Linked DNA regions of Homo sapiens: all the other regions are linked to region 1. Evidence: chromatin contacts called from ENCODE Hi-C or POLR2A ChIA-PET data. All regions are on one chromosome and are shown on one strand. The core of a region is the stretch at or near the end of the contact, and the rest is flanking DNA. Distances in the headings are between cores, read along the strand shown.

Region 1 (2,973 bases), core at 6-2,505:
TGTTTCTGCTTCTATAAAACCCCCTATGCTAATTGTGGCCAGCAAATTAGTAATTATAATAGATGATACAAAGCAGGAAAGGGCTAAACTAATGTTAGGGAGTAAAGAATGCAATTAGATGGCTCAGCCTAACGCATCTTCACTCTGAATCTCTGTGAAGAAGGAAGAAAAAAGCTCTGCACCAAAATTAAAGGGGACTCGTTTTCTGATTGTGTCCTAGGGGATTTGGAGAAAGCTCAAGCAATTTGAAGGATACCCTCAGGTTGTACTCAGCAGAATTCCTGACCTCTGCCACATCCTATCTATCATGAGCCTTTATCAGGAGGAGATGGCACATCACAAGCCATTTGGTGGCACGTAATTGCTTCGACATTGACAGCAGAGGGGTATATATCACCTCCTCTGTTAAAAAGAGAGTGAGTGTTTTAAGTGGAAGAAGACTGAATGTAAAGGCAAATTTAAATAAACATTAAAGGGAAGTTAAACCAATACAAAACTGAAATGGATACCAAAATAAAATGAAAGCTTAAATATATGTTGAAGAAAACATTTAATAATGTATGATTTCTAATCATGCCCTTTAGAAATATTGAAGAATCAAGAATAAGAAAAAAAAAAGAATCTTATAGCTTAGAACAGCTTATAAAAGCATGAGACTGGTTTTGGACGGTACATGAAGTATTGTGGTTGGTTTTGTAAACTGCACAGAGAGAAAGGTCTTCTCAGTCTCAATTCTTCTGCTGACATTGAAAGGAAAGTCTCGGGGCTGGTCTGTCTTCAACTCCTCTTCAACACTGCCAAATCTCCCTTTTAAAAAAAGGAGGAAAAAAGAGTAGACTCATGCTCTGAGCCTTTGGCAAACAATCGCTTGAATTTAATTATATTACGTTGTTTTTATTACATTTATTTTTGTGGTTACCTTTATTTATGGCAAGTGAACTGGTTTCCACTTGTGATGGGCCTATGACATTTTTTTCTTTATTTACATTTTAAAAAGCTGAGTCAACTTAAAAACAAGTACTATATAAATAAAAGCTCTGAGTTTAAAAACAAAACAAAACAGAAAAATCAGTAGTGGGTTCAATGTCGTTGGACAAAAATCTTGTAAGGGGCACTGAAATAATTTTAGTTGAAAAAACATCAGTTTAAAGTCATAGACTACGAGAGCTTGAAGAGACTAAGAGCAGGCAATCCAAGTCTCCTCCACATGTGGAAACCAAGTCCAGAGACGGAGCAGTAACTGCCCGGCTCCCACGGCTTGTAATCGCAGAAACAAGCTTTAAGCCGGCTGCCTCCTTCCTCGTTGCTTTTACCATTATTTAATTTGTAGGCTTCACAAAGGCTATATGTGTTGAAATTGGCTAAATGTGCCCAGTCTAGAAATGAGTCAAAGTCAAGAGGCAGGCCACCAAGGAATTTATGTCTTTACTGATAAAATTTGTGCAACCTGCAAAACCACAGTGACATCTAGTGGTATTCCTTGAAAATGCAACTTTAAAAATATTTTTACATATTTAGAGGGTACAAGCGCAGGTTTCTTACATGCTTAGTAGTGAAGTCTAGGCTTCACTACTGGGTGCCCATCACCCAGATAGCGAACATTGTACACAACAGGTAGTTCTTCAACCCTCACGACCCTCCCACCCTTTCACCTTTTGTAGTGTCCAATGTCTATTCCACTCTGTATGTTCCTGTGTATCCATTGATCAGTTCCCAATTATAAGGGAGAACATGGGGTATTTGACTTTCTGTTTCTGAATTATTTCACTGAGGATAATGGCCTCCAGTTTCATCCATGTTGCTGCAAAAGACATGATTTTATTCTTTTTTATGGCTAAGTAGTATTCCGTGGTATATCTTTACTTCATTTCCTTTATCCAATCCTCCATTGATGGAGACAGTCAGGTTAACTCCATGTCTTTGCTATTGTGCATAGTGCTCTGATAAGCATATTAGTGCAAATATCTTTTTTTATATAATTGTTTCTTTCCCTTTGGGTTTATACCCAGTAGCAGGATTGCTGGATCAAATGGTAGTCCTATTTTTAGTTCTTTGAGAAATCATACTGTTTTCCATAAAGGTTGTATTAATATGCATTCCCACCAACAGTGTATAAGCATTCTCTTTACTTCACATCCTTGCCAACATCTATTGTTTTTAGACTTTTTAATAATTGCTATTCTGTCTGACTGTTGTAAGATAATATCTCATGGTTTACTTTGTGAAAATGCAACTCTTGATGCAACCCTTGACTTAAGCAGGCTTGTCATTAAAAAGGAAACATTGTTTTGTAGAATATCTCGTAGTGTGGGTTTGTCTATTTCCTCATGATTAGATTATTCTTAACAAGAATATCTCAGAGGTGAAGGAGTATCTTCCTTAGTGCATTATGTCAAGAGGTACATGATGAAGGCTTGTTCTATCATTGGCGATGCTAACTTCAGTCACTTGGTTACCGTGTTATCTCCCAGGTTTATCTCCTGTAGAGTTACTGTTCTTCCTTTCTTAATGATTTGAGGGACAATATTTTGAGGCTATATAAGCATCATTTTCCTTTTCAAACTTTCATCCACTAGTTTTAGTATCCATGGATAATTCTTGCCTAAATCAATTATTATTATAATAGTTGCAAAATGATAATTTTCTAATTCTGTCATTCCTTTCTCCATTTTATTAGTTAACATTTTACTCAAAGAGGGGCTTTCCCGATTCGCTTATGCATGTTTGCATTTATTTATTAGAATAAACTCATGAATGCTTACACAATCTACAATCTATGGATCTAGAATTCATGAGTCTATCATGAATAGGTTATATAGTAGATATTATATATCTTTAGATATATTATAGAGTACATATGCATGTATAGATTATGTCTAAATCTATAATCTATTGGTATTGTTATGTATTTCTTTTTAAAAATATAAATGTAGAACATCACACACTGGGGCCTGTTGGGGGTTGGGGGCTAGG
Region 2 (3,070 bases), core at 441-2,940, 1.1 Mb before region 1:
ATTTTTGGACCATCTGACAGTAGGCTGCATGGCTAAGGCCTCTTTACTTCATGTATATGTATATGTGTGTTAAGAGACAGAGTACAAATACAGCAAAATGTTAACCATTATTGAAATTAAGTGGTGGCTATAGAGGTATTCATTGTACTATTCTTTCAATTTCTATGTATTTAAAAATTATCAAAATAAAAAATAGGAAAAGAAAAAATATTACCATTGTCTTGATGTGCAGTCGTGATCACCCTGCTTTTAAGAAATTTCCAATCATGGCTGGGCATGGTGGCTCACGCCTGTAATCTCAGCACTTCGGGAGGCCAAGGCGGGCAGATCACTTGAGGTCAGGAGTTAAAGACCAGCCTGGCCAACATGGTAAAACCCCGTCTCTACTAAAGATACAAAAATTAGCTGGGTGTGGTGGTGTGCGCCTATAATCCCAGCTATTCAGGAGGCTGAGGGAGAAGAATTGCTTGAACCCAGGAGGTAGAGGTTGCAGTGAGTCGAGATCACGCCACTGCACTCCAGCCTGGGGGACAGAGTGAGACTCCATCTTAAGAGAAAAAAAAGAAATTTCCGATCCCCGAATTTCCTATAATTCGGGGAAATTACGGAAAAACTATTTGCATTATAAAGAAATGTTCATGTTCTGGGAAAAATATCTCCTCAAGTCTTCTTCAAATAATAGCAATTAAAATGATCCAATGAAGGCATACAGTTCAGCTGTAGAGGAAATGAAATTAGCCCAAGAGAACAAATCTTTTCTTTCCCTTCTCCCTTCCTTTCTTCCTTCATCTTTCCCTAGTTTGCTAAAATTTTTTAAAAAGCTCTTGTTTTCAGATTATAAAGTCACGGTAAAAAAAAGTTCAGACAATAATGAAAGGGGTAAAGAAGACATTAAAATTATCCACGACGTTACATTCTAAAAATAATAGTGAAAACAGCACAAAACACTGTTCTAAACACATTCATACTTTACTAATACCCCAAGGAAGTAGTTTCTACTATCATTCATATTTTACAGGTGGGGAAGTTGAGGCACAAAGGGGTTGAGTAAATTTCCTAAGATGAAAGTCCAGCTCCACCTAAGATTTGTAAGAGCTTGAATTCGAACTCAGGCAATCTGACTCTAAAACCTGTGCTCTTCACCACTATCCGACCCCACCTTGCTGAGAAAAAGGCACTTCGAACCCTTTGGTAAATATTCTTTTGTACAGATGTGCACTCTTGCTCACATACACACAAGTGCACACATATACAATCACGCACGTGATCATATGCATATACCCAGACATGTGCACATACATGTCACTAACACACATATGAGCACATCCACATTTTACAAAACAATCATTTTATTTATGGCAGTTGACATGGTTAGGCTTTGTGTCCCTACCGAAATCTCATCTTGAATTGTAATCCCCATAATCTCCACCTGTCAAGGTTGGGAGCAGGTGGAGGTAATTGAATCTTGGGGGCGGTTCCCCTATGCTGTTCTCGTGATAGTGAGTGAGTTCTTAGGAGATCTGATGGTTTTATAAGCGTCTGGCGTTTCCCCTGCTTGCATTCACTCTGTCCTGCCGCCCAGTGAGGAAGGTTCCAGCTTCTCCTTTGCCCTCCGCCATGACTGTAAGTTTCCCGAGGCTTCCCCAGCAATGTGGAACTGTGAGTCAATCAAACCTTCTTCCTTTATAAATTACCCGGTCTCAGATATTTCGTCATGGCAGTGTGAGAACAGACTAATACAGTGCTTCATGACTCATGTTTTACATACAAAAGTAGGCAGGAGAGTTTAACGAACCCCTGTTTTGAGTGAAACAATGAACTTTACTGTCTACAGCACCTGAGAGGCCCAGAAAGGAGAGGACCAGCAAGGGGACTACTGACTTGGGTTCCTTTGTGGCGGCCTTGCTATCCAGGCTCAGATTGCAGGCACGGCTTCCATGATGCAACCACAGTGTGAGTGTTTAGTTTTTAGCACTCACTACAACCACATGTGCCAGTCACTCAGATTCAATAATAATTTGATGACTCATCTTGTTTCATCTCTACTTCCAGTACTTTTTCCTCTCTATAGATTTTTTGGAATTATTTACTTTGAAATAGCTTCATACTTGCAGGAGTATTACTAGTATAGAAAATACCCAGCTGGGCCGGGTGTGGTGGCTCACGCCTGTAATTCCAGCACTTTGGGAGGCCGAAACCGGAAGGCGGAGGTTGCAGTGATCTGAGGTTGTGCCACTGCACTCTAGCCTGGGCAATGAGAGCAAAACTCTGTCTCAAAAAAAAAAAAAAAAAAAAAAAAAAAAAAGAAAGAAAATACCCAGCTGGGCGTGGTGGCTCACACGTGTAATCCCAGCACTTTGGGAGGCCTAGGCGGGTGGATCACCTGAGGTCAGGAGTTCGAGACCAGCCTGGACAACATGGTGAAACCCCGTCTCCACTAAAAATACAAAAAATTAGCTGGGTGTGGTGGTGGACACCTGTAATCCCAGTTACTTGGGAGGCTGAGGCAGGAGAATCACTTGAGTCTAGGAGGTGGAGGTTGCAGTGAGCCAAGATCTCACTACTGCACTCCAGCCTGGGTGACAGAGGGAGACTCCATCTTAAAAGAAAATACCAAATGCCCTTTATCCAAATTCACTAATTTTTAACCTCTTGCCATATATGCTTTATAATTCTCTCTCTCTGATTTGCTCTATATATGTATATATATATCTGTATGTGTATATACTTGTGTGTATATGTGTATATATATATATAAAATCATTAATTTTTGGGTCATCTGACAGTAGGCTGCGTGGCTAAGGCAGCTTTACTTCATACTTCAATGTCCGTTTCCTGAGAACAAAGATATTTTCTTACATAGCCGTAGTAACTAAATGGAGGAAAGTTAATTGATAGCAATACTTAACATCTATGGTCCGTATTCCAGTTTTGTCAATTGTCCCAATAATGTCCCTTATAATATTTTTTTAACGCCTAGTCCAGGATCTAGTCCAAGATCATGCATAACATTTGGCTGTCATGTCTTGTTGGTCTCCTTTCATTGGAACTGTTCTTTAGCCTTTCTTTG
Region 3 (2,841 bases), core at 295-2,794, 1.4 Mb before region 1:
GCTTTCTGTGGGTCTTAAATGACACTATAAAGGCTATCACTCAGTTTTGCCATATGATGTGGGGATGAGCGCTCATTTGTTGAATTGCCAGCAATTCTGCAGCTTTGAGTTTTTTATTCAGGCAGGGGGTTTTGAACAAAGTGATAAGCTGGGTTCAAAACCTGTGCCATAAAGAAACCTGTACTGCTACCAATTAGAAGCCACTGTTTGATGGTTTTTGTTTTTTTTTTTTTTTTGAGATGGAGTCTCCCTCTGTCACCCCAGCTGGAGTGCAGTGGCGCGATCTCAGCTCACTGCAACCTCCGCCCCTCCAGGTTTAAGCAATTCTCTGCCTCAGCCTCCAGCGTAGCTGGGATTACAGGCGCGTGCCACCACGCCCGGCTAATTTTTTGTATTTTTAGTAGAGACGGGGTTTCACCATCTTGGCCAGGCTGGTCTTGAACTCCTGACCTCGTGATCCACCCGCCTCGGCCTCCCAAAGTGCTGGGATTACAGGCGTGAGCCACCGCGCCCGGCCTGCTTGATGGTTTTGTCTTCGCTGTAGTATGCATTCATCCCAAGGTATATTTCAGAGTTGTATATTAATTTTCATCTTGCTCTCTAAGGTACTCTCCAGTATTCTCTTGGACTTCCTAAGTCTTAAGGAAACTGAAATGTACACAAAGCAACTAGTACAGAGAATACTAGTTGATGGCAGTTTGAGAATGTGGTGACGGGCAAGTGATGTGTGGCCTGTAGGTGAGTGGAAACATTTTGGCTCTGCTGGATGAGAAGGTTATATCTGGGCCTTCCGCGAAGAGTAGACTGTCATTTTAAAATCAACCAAAAAATATTTTGCCGAACTGAGACTATAAAGTAGCAAGTGGTATGATCAGGTCTTGGGAATTTTCCATAGTTTCCTCCAAGAGCTGGATCTTCGTTTCTTCCAATTGGTTAGCAATGCTTAGAAAGACAGTGATATAATGAATTTTCTTTGATACTAAGCACAAATTTGTTTATGCACAGGGTATAGGAAATGGAGGACAGACACCCAGTATTGGCTGACATGCATCTATTATGAGCTCTGTAGGCAGTATCTCTCCATCCTGAGGTCAGTTCTATAAGGTAGGTGCTATTTATATCATATTTCAGACGAGAAACACGCTAAATACTTTGAGCCCAGATAGGCTATTCTTCCCACCCTATCAGTAGTACTCAGCATGGAAGCAAACTGAGACATTCATTGCCTTCCTCCAGACGCTTCCTGCCAGCTCAAGCTAGGATGCGATCCCGAGCTCATTCCCGGGGAACCCAGAGTATTAACAAACACCCTAAGTGATAATGATACAGACGGGGAAACTGCGCTGGAGCAGGTCAAGCAGCAGTCGACAGCGTTAACCTGTCAGCTATGGGAGGAGGCGGTGCGAGGCGCGGGCTGGTCGGAGCCGCGTACCACGCCCCCCGGCCCGGGTGGAACGAGGACAGGTGCTGCCCTCCCGCGGCCGCTTCGGCGCAGTGCAACCCCGCGCCGCGGCTGCGCAGTGCCGCCCTCTGGCGGCTTCGTTCCTTCTTCCCATCGGCCTCGGCTTGCGGGCCTTTCAAACATGGAGGAGCGGGAGCGGGGGGCGAGGTCGGCTGGCGCCGGGAGCCCCGCGCGCCCGCCCAGCCCGCGGCTGGATGTCAGCTCTGACAGCTTCGACCCGCTGCTGGCCCTGTACGCGCCCCGCCTGCCTCCCATTCCCTACCCCAATGCCCCCTGCTTCAACAACGTGGCGGAGTACGAGAGCTTCCTCAGGACCGGAGTCCGGGGCGGCGGGCGCGGGCGCGGGCGGGCTCGGGGCGCGGCCGCGGGCTCTGGGGTTCCCGCCGCACCCGGGCCCTCGGGCAGGACTCGTCGCCGCCCGGACGCGCCCGCCCCGGACCCCGAGCGCATCCAGCGCCTCCGCCGTCTCATGGTGGCCAAAGAGGAAGGGGACGGGGCCGCAGGAGCGGGCCGGAGGGGTCCGGGTCGGAGCAGGAAGGCGCCACGCAACGTGCTCACGCGAATGCCCTGTGAGTCCGCGGGCCGGGCGGGAAGCGGGGCAGCCGCCGTCCGGAAGCTGGCTGCCGAGGGGGCGTCTGCGGGGCGGCGGTGGCCGGGCGCGGGTCTGCACGTATTGCGGGAGCGCCTTGGTGAAAATTTGCGGGGATCATCAGTGACTATGGGGTGGATCTGCTTGAGTAATGTGGGTAATGAGGGCGTGGGGAGGGTCACCCTGAGTAAGAAAAGGGGCTGTAGGAGCAACAGAGGGAGAGTGGTAAGGCTGTAGTGGTCATAAGAAGCCGTGGGAAAGGTCTTCAGCGGTAATCGGGGCCCATGGAAGGGTCACAGAGGTGATGAGCCTGCCGAGAGGGTCTACAGGATTGATGGAGGACCTGGAGAGGTGGCGGGGCTACAGAGTTTGGGGGACATCATAGGGACGTCTACAGAGGTGATGAGAGGTCTTAGAGACCACAGTGAGAGGTAAGGTGGGGCGGAAAACGGGAGACGTGGGGGAGCGCACAGCCAATATTAGGGGAAGGAGAGTATTTGGTCAGTGGGATTTGAGGATGATCGGATGGAGTGTGGGGAGATTTGTTCAGATAGCACAGGCGCATAATCCCATAACCCCTGTACATTGACAGCTCCTTCTCGAGTGCGATAAGCAGAAGGGCTGCAGAGTCTTGATACACATATGTTCACATTACTAAGTCACAAGTGCTGAAATGCAGCAGGCACAGAATGCCACTAAAACACAGACGCTGTTTTACAGCCACTCTGCCTGGCTGGGTGCAGGACTGTGTCTGTCAGGCTCATATTACCATATGTGCAGGTTATTTTAA
Region 4 (3,259 bases), core at 447-2,946, 1.2 Mb before region 1:
TTTGTATTTTTTGTAGAGAGAGGGTTTCTCCATGTCACCCAGGCCGTTCTCAGACTCCTGGTCTCGAGTGATCCTCCCACCTCGGCTTCCCAAAGTTCCGGGATTATAGGCATGAGTCACCACGGCTGGCCAGGAAGATTATTTTCGTAGAATGAATACAATATATATTCTCAAGTGCCATGCTTGAGCCTACTACTGCTAGTTCTGGCTAAATCTTGGTTTTACTTATTTTAAGTATGTCATATTCAGTTGCGGTGTTCCTAATACTCCTTGTGTGAATTTCCTGTGTTCCCCCTGCCCCACCCCCAATGTATAACGAGTCCGAGGCTGAGTTACCTCTGAGTTTTTTCTTTTTGCCTGATCTGTAGAGAACTAGAAATTAGGTTATTTGGCATTGCTGATGACAACTATATGGCACAAGTACCTTCACTCCAATTCTCTGCTTATCATGGCCACTGCTAATTGATGATTGCCCTGTCCTATCAATATTGCTTAACAGTGCTAATATGGTAACCACAGGTCACATGTAGCTACTGAGCATTTGAAATGTGGTTAGTCCAAATTCAGGTATGCTACACAGGTAAAATACATACCAGATTATGAAGACCTGGCACACAAGAAAAGAATGTAAAATATCTCATTAATAATTTTTTGTATTGATTACAACTTGAAATGATAATAGTTTGGATATACTGGGTTAAACCAAATGTTATTAAGATTAATTTTATATATTTATTTCACTTTCAAAAAAGTGATTACTAGAAAATGTAAAATTCTATATGTGGCTTGCATTCGTGGCTCAAGTTGTATTTCTACAGGACAGCACTGCCTTCAAATCCTACTTAAGACAGTTCCCCAGGCAGTCACTACCAACAAACCAGAAACAAAAGCAGTAGTATTTTATGGGAATGGGAGAGAGGTCTACAGAGTTTGAGTTTTCAATCTTAGAATGAAAAAAAAAAAAAAGAACCTTTTGCCGGGCACGGGTGGCTCATGCCTGTAATCCCAGCACTTTGGGAGGCCGAGGCAGGCGGATCACTTGAGGTCAGCGTGGCCAACCTGGCGAAATCCCGTCTCTATTAAAAATAAAAAAATTAGCCAGGTGTGGTGGTGCACGTCTGTAATCCCAGCTACTTGGGAGACTGAGGCAGGAGAATCGCTTGAACCCGGAAGGGGGAGATTGCAGTGAGCGGAGGTTGCACCACTGCACTCCAGCCTGGGCGACAGAGTGAGACTCCGTCCCAAAAAAAAAAAAAAAAAAAAAAGAGAGAAAAAGAACCTTTGAGTTTATCTAGTTAAGTGTTTCCCAAACATATCTGTTCATTAGAAACTTCTGCGATCTTAAATTATAAAATTACAGATTTCCAGGTTCCCACCCTGGGGATTCTAGTTTAATAGATCTGGGACGGAGGCCCCGGATTTTGTATTTTTAGTAAGTAGCCCAGGGGTTTCTGATGTGCGGCCAGGTTTGAGAACTCCTGAGCTAAAACATTTTTACATTTCAAGGATGGGACTTTCCTGGGGTGACATGTTATTATTGGCAGAGCTAGGACTCGAGCACATGTTCCTCCTGGATTATATTTTGTACTACTGCGACCTAAGAGTCTTTGCAGAACTCACCATGGAATGATCATCAAACTGCCTCTCAGCCCGCAGGCACAATGCTCTTCCTTATTTGGAGAAAACTCAGTGTGTCTCAGCAGCCCCCTCTGCTGTCAAAAATCCCTAGCTCAGTCTAGCTGAGCGGGCTTTGGGGAAGCGAGCAGGGAGGAGAGCGAGCCCAGAAGAAAGTAGTGTGAAAAATGCTGCTATGGGGAAACCCGTTTGCAACCTGGAAGTGATTGGAAGAAATCTTGCAATAAGATCCTTAAAGCTGGATGACATGTGGGGGAAATCTACCTGACTGCCTCCTGGTCTGGAGGAGAGAATTTGTTTTGTTTTATTTTGGTTTGTTTTGTTTTGATACAGGGTGTTGCTCTGTCACGAGAGCAGTGGTGTGATCACAGCTCACTGCAGCCTCCAAATCCTGGGCTCCAAGCGATCCTCCCACCTCAGCTTTCCGAGTAGCTGGGACTACACAGGCGCCTGCCACCCTGCTCTGCTAATTTTTAATTTTTTTGGGTAGAGATGGGGGTGAGGGAGATAGGAGTCGGGGGGGATGCTTGCCTTGTTGCCCTGGCTGGTCTCGAACTTGCGAGCTCAAGCAGTCCCCTCTCCTCGATCTCCCAAAATGCTGGGATTACAGGCGTGAGCCACCGTGTTTGGTCTAGAGGAGGGAATTTGAACAAATTATTTCACTTCCCTGGGCCTCAGTTTCCTCATCTGAACAAGGGCCATAATGACACGCTCTGTCCCTTTTCTTCCTCAGAAACTATTTTAATAGTCTAATTAACTAATGGGGATGGTGTTATCAATGTTTGGTCCAAAGACACACAGCTATTTAGAGATAGAGCTGGACTTTGAACTCCTGGTTCCCAGTTGAGATGTATCATACAATTTCTGCTAACCAAGGAGAGATGTGTTCAGCTGCTTCTAGAGGGACAGAGGCAAGAAAAACTTACAAGGGAGGTTGAGGCTGGCTTCATGCCTAAATGAATTAAAGCCAGGTGGCCACTCTCTCATTTATATATTCATTCCTTCACTCATTTATTCAGCTTACTTTTATTGAGCACCTCTTACATGACTGAAACTGTGTAAGTAGTGGTGATATTATGTCAAATTAGACATAGTTCTTCTTATGTCGATGGTTCTTGCTGTGTCTCCCTGAATAGTTCCTTTGCCAGAGATATCCTCAACTAGCTGTCACAGTGCACAAGTACCTTGGCTGGGTGAAACAATGGTAGCTACCAGGTATTGAGAGTTAGCTATGTGCCAGATACGGTGCTAGGCTCTTCCCATGTGCTGTCTTGTTAAACCCTCAAACCAAAGTGCTGGCATTACAGGTGTGAGCCACCATGCCCGGCCAATGCGATACTGTCGTGAAAAGTATTTTCTTTTGGTAAAGGCATTAGGTAGCTTCATGTCCTTAGGTAAAATGCATATTTATCTGTGCATGGACGGTCATCAAAGTGTTATTTACAGTGTAGAAAAATCCTAAAATAGCCAAAATATATTGAAGTAAATTATAGCACAATATACTTGAAGAATATTTAATGAATTGGGAAAATGCCGTGGTTAAAATGCCACTTCATAAAATGGTGATATTGATCTGTTTGATACTAATTTTATAAAACACTCAAATTTGGCTGGGCACGGTGGC

The links. Hi-C counts contacts between places; a loop is a spot of excess contacts on that map. ChIA-PET counts read pairs that join two places held with the same protein, here RNA polymerase II (POLR2A). Pooled maps may share reads with other maps.
Region 2: a loop to region 1 is called in a map of B cell, with 7 times the contacts of the local background. The contact joins two enhancer-like sites. A Hi-C loop is called at or near these places in 2 of 168 maps with a recorded cell type or tissue (B cell and endothelial cell of umbilical vein), 5 of 37 single-sample maps with no recorded cell type and 13 of 50 pooled maps. POLR2A ChIA-PET finds 5 or more read pairs at or near these places in 1 of 52 experiments (activated T-cell).
Region 3: a loop to region 1 is called in a map of chondrocyte, with 4 times the contacts of the local background. The contact joins the promoter of LSM11 here to the enhancer-like site in region 1. A Hi-C loop is called at or near these places in 3 of 168 maps with a recorded cell type or tissue (MCF 10A, chondrocyte and left lung) and 4 of 50 pooled maps. POLR2A ChIA-PET finds 5 or more read pairs at or near these places in 1 of 52 experiments (OCI-LY7).
Region 4: a loop to region 1 is called in a map of naive thymus-derived CD4-positive, alpha-beta T cell, with 26 times the contacts of the local background. The contact joins two enhancer-like sites. A Hi-C loop is called at or near these places in 4 of 168 maps with a recorded cell type or tissue (B cell, PC-3, endothelial cell of umbilical vein and 1 more), 2 of 37 single-sample maps with no recorded cell type and 12 of 50 pooled maps.

What each region holds. Positions count from the first base shown.
Region 1 is chr5:159,131,881-159,134,853 of GRCh38, forward strand. No RefSeq gene overlaps it. Among named protein-coding and RNA genes, the nearest start is that of LINC02202, 33 kb to the left of the region's middle. Within about 2 kb of position 1,256, at least 5 of the 41 ENCODE cell types and tissues checked have a DNase peak (open chromatin) inside an H3K27ac peak, as active enhancers do.
Region 2 is chr5:157,996,426-157,999,495 of GRCh38, forward strand. No RefSeq gene overlaps it. Among named protein-coding and RNA genes, the nearest start is that of CLINT1, 140 kb to the left of the region's middle. Within about 2 kb of position 1,691, at least 3 of the 41 ENCODE cell types and tissues checked have a DNase peak (open chromatin) inside an H3K27ac peak, as active enhancers do.
Region 3 is chr5:157,742,168-157,745,008 of GRCh38, forward strand. LSM11 (LSM11, U7 small nuclear RNA associated) reads left to right here and starts at 1,545. Exons shown (of 4, transcript NM_173491.4): 1 at 1,545-2,031. The coding sequence starts at 1,584. RefSeq lists a silencer at 1,329-1,888 and an enhancer at 1,908-2,408.
Region 4 is chr5:157,947,260-157,950,518 of GRCh38, forward strand. No RefSeq gene overlaps it. Among named protein-coding and RNA genes, the nearest start is that of CLINT1, 90 kb to the left of the region's middle. RefSeq lists an enhancer at 1,542-1,836. Within about 2 kb of position 1,697, at least 7 of the 41 ENCODE cell types and tissues checked have a DNase peak (open chromatin) inside an H3K27ac peak, as active enhancers do.